Linked DNA regions of Homo sapiens: region 1 is linked to region 2. The links are chromatin loops, found by intact Hi-C in ENCODE. Cell type or tissue: Caco-2. All regions are shown on one strand. Each heading gives the region's core, and the rest is flanking DNA. Links, peaks and the distances in the headings are about the cores only. Region 1 overlaps RBP4 (retinol binding protein 4). Region 2 overlaps FRA10AC1 (FRA10A associated CGG repeat 1).

Region 1 (2,783 bases), core at 1-2,500, 89 kb after region 2:
CAAACAGATGGGAACTTAGACCAAAATCAAATTGATTTTGAAGCTTCACCCTTCAAAATTAAATGTAGGGCCAGCAAGGATTCCACCACAGCAGGGCACCGTAGGAAGCAGATTATGCACATTGTACAGATGAGAAAACAGAGGCTGACAATGAGGAAGAAAGTTGCCCTAAATCTTTAATAGGTAGCTGAGTTGGATGCAAACCTAGAGTTTTGTGACTCTGAAGTCCCTTGTGCCACACCATCTGGTGACACATGACATGAGACATAGAAGCACTTTATAAAACCATCACCAGTGTGTCCCAGGTCAGGCTGCCTTGGCTCCCACTTCCTGAAAGCTGAGGGTGGCCTCCGACACTTTGAAATGCAATAAGGCAGACTTAAGAGAAATCAAAGGAAGCCCTGTTCATCCAGCAAGTCATATTCTCTCCACCCCCATTACGTCCAGAGAAAATTCAGTGGGTTTCAGAAACAGCCTTGAAGGTGTTTATGAATTACAGCCACCTGTATCCGTAAGGGTTGCAATCTGCTGTGATGCATTTGAATTAAGAAGCATTTGAATGAAGCCAGCTCTAAGGCCATCATGATGTTCATTATCTACATAAAAACTGGGTCCACTTTCTGTCGTTAATGGCTTTGTTTTGTATTTTCCAGGTTACTGCGATGGCAGATCAGAAAGAAACCTTTTGTAGCAATATCAAGAATCTAGTTTCATCTGAGAACTTCTGATTAGCTCTCAGTCTTCAGCTCTATTTATCTTAGGAGTTTAATTTGCCCTTCTCTCCCCATCTTCCCTCAGTTCCCATAAAACCTTCATTACACATAAAGATACACGTGGGGGTCAGTGAATCTGCTTGCCTTTCCTGAAAGTTTCTGGGGCTTAAGATTCCAGACTCTGATTCATTAAACTATAGTCACCCGTGTCCTGTGATTTTAGTTTTCATTTGTGTTTATGTCTGTGCTGCAGACGGATGGGTGGGGTGCGCTTCTTTATACCAGGAGCACGTGGCTCTTTCTGACCTTTGGCCTGTTCTAGTGCCTAATCTCCATTATTAAATACTGGCTTCTCCCAACTTCCTGAAAAGGAAGTTTCCTCTTTAACTTAGGGAAGCCTTACCTACCAGCCTGGCCAAAGCACTGGTGCCAAAAGAGGAAGTGAGTAGACAGGTCAGTCCAGTGAGCCCAAGTCCTCAGTCAGCCCTAGGCCTGTGAGTGAGGTGGGCGGGCTGGCAGCTCACCAGTGCTGGATTTGAGAGGCTGAGCCACAGGGGACAAAGTGAGCTCTAGGAAACACTCCTTAGCCCTTTATTGTCTCTAGCATGCAGCTCACCTCTTTCAGGTGTAGGCAAAATGTTGATGGGGAGGAGGGAGGCCTCTGGGGAAATTCGAAGATGGGGCTCTGGAATCTCATTCTATAGGAAAGATCAGAGCACCCCCTACCCGGAATGCAGGGAGGGGCTGGGTAGGGGGTGAGTTGCAGGGGCTGGGACAGAGCACCAGCATCCTGCATCATTAGCAGCACGTGGGAACCCTAGTGTATGGGTGCAAGGCCACTTGCCTCAGTTTTCCAGGCGTTCCCAGGGGCCTCCATTTCTCATCTTGAAAAAAGCAGCAAGGCTTTGGTACCAGAGGGTCTTGGTGTAAGTGCAAATCTGCTTCAGATATATATTAGCTGTGGATTTGGGGCTGGTTACAAGGCTTATCTGAGCCTCACTCTTTTCTTGGGAGATAAGGGAAAATAGTCCTTGCCTGATGGGCTGCAGTGAGGATTCAATTAGGCAATGTCCCTTAGAGCTCTGGGGAGCTGTGAAACCGGTGATGCCAGGCTGATGTCTATGAAATGCACTGGGAGTGAGGAAAGGGTCACAGATCTCCGCCTGGGTGTTGGAATATCCAGGGACCGTGGGAGGCTCCCGGGGGCCCCATGCTAGTGTTCTCCACCAAAGACAGAGGAGACAGGTGATGTGCATGGGAGAGCTTTGCCTTCCTCTCTCACGGAACCACAGGCTGTCAGAGCCTTGCTCCGCAGCTTCAGTTTGACAACCTCAGAGAACCATAATGATATAGGAGTTAAAAAGAAATTACTCGGGCAGATAGTGAGGGTATGGAAGTCCTTGGTAAGATTTTCCTTTTAATGAAAAGCAGCCCCTAAATCCTTTTCTAACAAAAAGCAGCTGTAAAATCGTGCTGCAGACATAGACAAGCAAGTTGGAAGCTTGCATGGGTGAATGCCAGCAGTTGTGTCCATTGGAATGTACTACCTAAGACTAAGCATGTTCAAAATGGCGGCTCCGTCTTCTCTTTTTGCCAGCTATGAGTGCAGTAAGGAGAAGACAAGATGGCCAAGTGGAAAGTCCATTTGCATAATCAGATTTGGGTGGGGTGGCCAGCCTTTCTCGTGCACTACGTAAACGTCACACCTGGTCAAACCAATCTGTGAGCCCTATGTAAATCAGACACCACCTCCTCAAGCCTGCCTATAAAATACGCTGTGGTCCACCACTTTTCCCTTTTCAGATGCCTCTGTCTCACGAGAGAGAGAGCTGCTCTCCTCTCTCCTTTCTTCTGCCTATTAAACATTCTGTTCCTTAACCCACCCACATATGTCCGTGTCCTTAATCCTCTTGGCGCAAGATGACAAACCCCGGTTATTTACCCCAGACAGCAATGCCGCTTCAATAAGATAGCCACACATCACTTCCAAAAACAGGTTTAATTGATCAAATCTATTAACTAAAGTGAGCAAAACATCTCTGTTCGTTTGTCTTCGAGCTTGTGATATCC
Region 2 (2,802 bases), core at 179-2,678:
CCTTTGTCTCTATTCTCCTTGCCAGTCCCAATTTCAGCATTATCACTTTTTCCCATTTAGTATTTCTTTTCTTAACCTATTAAAATTAATTAATTGTTTGCCAACCTTGTAAACCTGCTCTAGAAGAGATAAAGCTGCAACAATAAGAGTATAAATTATAAGTGGCCTGATGTTGATATATGAATTAACAATAAGCCCTTTCCATTTTCATTCCATTATGCTTCTACTATATTCCTTTATTCTTAAGAGTAGAAATTTCTATTTACTGGTGGCTTAGAGCTGTTCAGCAGTTTCTTCTTCTTTGTGTTTTTTTAACATGTAGGTGGATATGGATTATGTGAAGGGAAATGAGGCTTTTTTTTGTAATTTAGTTTTAAATGGCTAAGTGATAGAATATAGAAAGAAAGAAACAAATACAATTATAATTTGTATTTACTATGGTCGTATACAGAACTTATAGAAAGTAATTATTTGTGTCAGTGTTAAGACTTCATTATCTTATAGAATGATTTTAATTAATATACAAGCATAAAATATTTACAGTCTCACTTAACGTTCCTTATTATATAAATCACATTTAAAAAATAAGTATTTTAACTGATTTTGGTTTTTTGTTCATATGATGGTTATTTTTGAAAAGGTCAGTTGGAAAAGTTAACTTTAATTTTATATTGTTTAACACAAAGGAGAAAAGAAATCAAGTCAAAAAAAAGAAAAGATAAAACCAAAAAAGACTGTGAAGAGTCATCACATAAAAAATCCAGATTATCTTCTGCAGAAGAGGCCTCCAAGAAAAAAGATAAAGGTAAAAGGAAATTAAGATAAGGCATCTACTCACATTTGTGAGCATGAAATATAATCTGCCATATTTCATTCATCTAATTGGTGAATGCATTGAGAATTTCATTTTATGGTAGTTGAGAGGAAACTGGCTGAGAATTTAGATATGAACTTAAAGTGACTTACAGGAGTTTTAAGAACTCCTCTAAATTAATTAAGGGTTAATTTTAGTTCATTTTTGGCAGATAGTATAATATTGCCAACAGTTTTCTAATTCCTGGCTTTGTCACCTACAGACTTGTTACTTTGCATCAGTCACTGAACTGCTTTATTTTTCTTATGTGTATAGGGGTGAGGTGCATACCTGGCCTTCATACTGGTCAAGCTTATTGTGGAAACTCAAATAAGAATGTGAAAGGGACTTTGATCAGTGCCTTTAAACAGTCTATAATCTATAAATCAATATAAAATTGTAACACTGATTTTATTTATAATGGCCTGTGTGACTTTTTTTACTAGTTTATGAGTTTCTAGAAATGAGAAAGATTGTCATATATCTGTGTTCTCAGAGCCTAGCATGGTGCTGTGCACCTATACTTAGAACTGCCTGCTTTTTCTTTAGCAGTCCTTAAGCTCGCTAAGACTCAATTTCTTCATGTGTAAAATGGTCTTGATTCCTTTTAGAATTGTTCAGAAGTTGAAACGAGATAATTCATTAAGCAGTTTGCATAGTACTTGGCACATATTAGCTATTATGAAGGTTACTTCTAGTTGCTTTTTTTAGCCCATAATAAAGTAGAGTCAATCGGCTGTAATTTATAGTGAATCAGACTAATCTAGATAGGTAATTGAATTAGATTCAAGCCAATGTTAATATAATATTTGGACAGGAGAGGGCTCTCTTGCTCCAGCTATGAAGATCATTAGCTATGTTGCATGCTTAGAAGCATTTACTTCTTCTTGCACATGGTAATATATTCATTATGTAGCAGAGTTTAAATCTGTGTGCCCTTGTGATACTGTCTACTCCCATAGCTTCAAGTATATGGTGTCACCAACCTTTAGACTTCGTAAAATTGATAGATGGTGAGAGGAAGATATTGTTATTTTATTGCTTATTGAGAGATGGCATTTGTAGCAGAATGCCTTTTTTGTCTCTATCTTAATTATTTTCCACTCTAAGGTAAATTTTAACCAATAAATGTTAAAAATATGTTTTGAGTTTTAAAAACTTATTTATCCTTATATGCTAGTAAAACATTTAATATGTCACTTAAGAAATTTGTTGCCCTCATTGTATTATATGTTCATTCTTATCACAACTGTGATACCATGTTAATCACTGCGTATTCCAAATGAAAGAACTAGTCTCTACTTTATAAAATGTTACTCAGTACAATCAAAGTAGATCAGGTAGATGAATGCTCAGGTTCAGGGCTAAGGTTGGACCCTTCGTATTATGCGTACATATGCACATGATCTTCCTTATAGACATTTTTCCCTTAGTGTTCTGTCAGTAGATGACACCTATGTTGACCTAAAAACTAATATCAGAAATCTGGGGATTATCCTTGATACTTTCTTTCCCCTTATTATTTATGTTTAATTTGTCACCAAGTCCTGTGAATTTTACCCCCAGAGTATATATTTCTCAAGTTCTCTCCACCCTACTACAAACCACTATATTTTCTCTTATAGGCTACTGTTATATTCTCCTTACGGGTTCCGCCTCTGTCTTGCCATCCCACCTTCCCTCCTCTTAATCCATTCTCCATAAATCAGTGATTTCCTGTTGTTTTTAGGCTGATAAGCAAAATCCTGGACAAAGCTAAAAGGTTCTCTGTGATCCAGAACTTGTGTACTATACAAGGCTTGTTTCTTACCACTCTGTACCTCACGTTCACACTCCCCCCATGTAGCCTTTCAGTTTCTGGAAAATGTCAAGCCTCTTTCAATTTTAGGGGTTACATGGATGCTGTGTCTTCTCTTCCTAAAACTCTCAGTTCTATCCCAGCTCATCCT

What was found. A loop is a pair of places that touch in the nucleus more often than their neighbours do. Peaks named below come from ENCODE experiments on the same cell type or tissue, not always from the same donor. Only the 100,000 strongest peaks of a DNase experiment are listed, where the experiment ranks them.
Region 1: a loop joins it to region 2, with 2.0 times the contacts of the local background. A loop is called at or near these places in 3 of 110 quality-filtered maps.

What each region holds. Positions count from the first base shown.
Region 1 is chr10:93,589,983-93,592,765 of GRCh38, reverse strand. It overlaps RBP4 (retinol binding protein 4), which reads left to right. Exons shown (of 6, transcript NM_006744.4): 6 at 654-1,072. The coding sequence ends at 691. It overlaps FFAR4 (free fatty acid receptor 4), which reads right to left. Exons shown (of 3, transcript NM_001195755.2): 3 at 2,694-2,783. Among named protein-coding and RNA genes, the nearest start is that of RBP4, 9.9 kb to the left of the region's middle. In Caco-2, for the core only: no CTCF peak of the experiment used is centred there; a DNase peak (open chromatin) is centred at 1,167.
Region 2 is chr10:93,679,483-93,682,284 of GRCh38, reverse strand. FRA10AC1 (FRA10A associated CGG repeat 1) reads left to right here. Exons shown (of 14, transcript NM_145246.5): 11 at 687-805. Among named protein-coding and RNA genes, the nearest start is that of FRA10AC1, 22 kb to the left of the region's middle. In Caco-2, for the core only: a CTCF peak has its summit at 1,658 (motif pointing right); no DNase peak of the experiment used is centred there.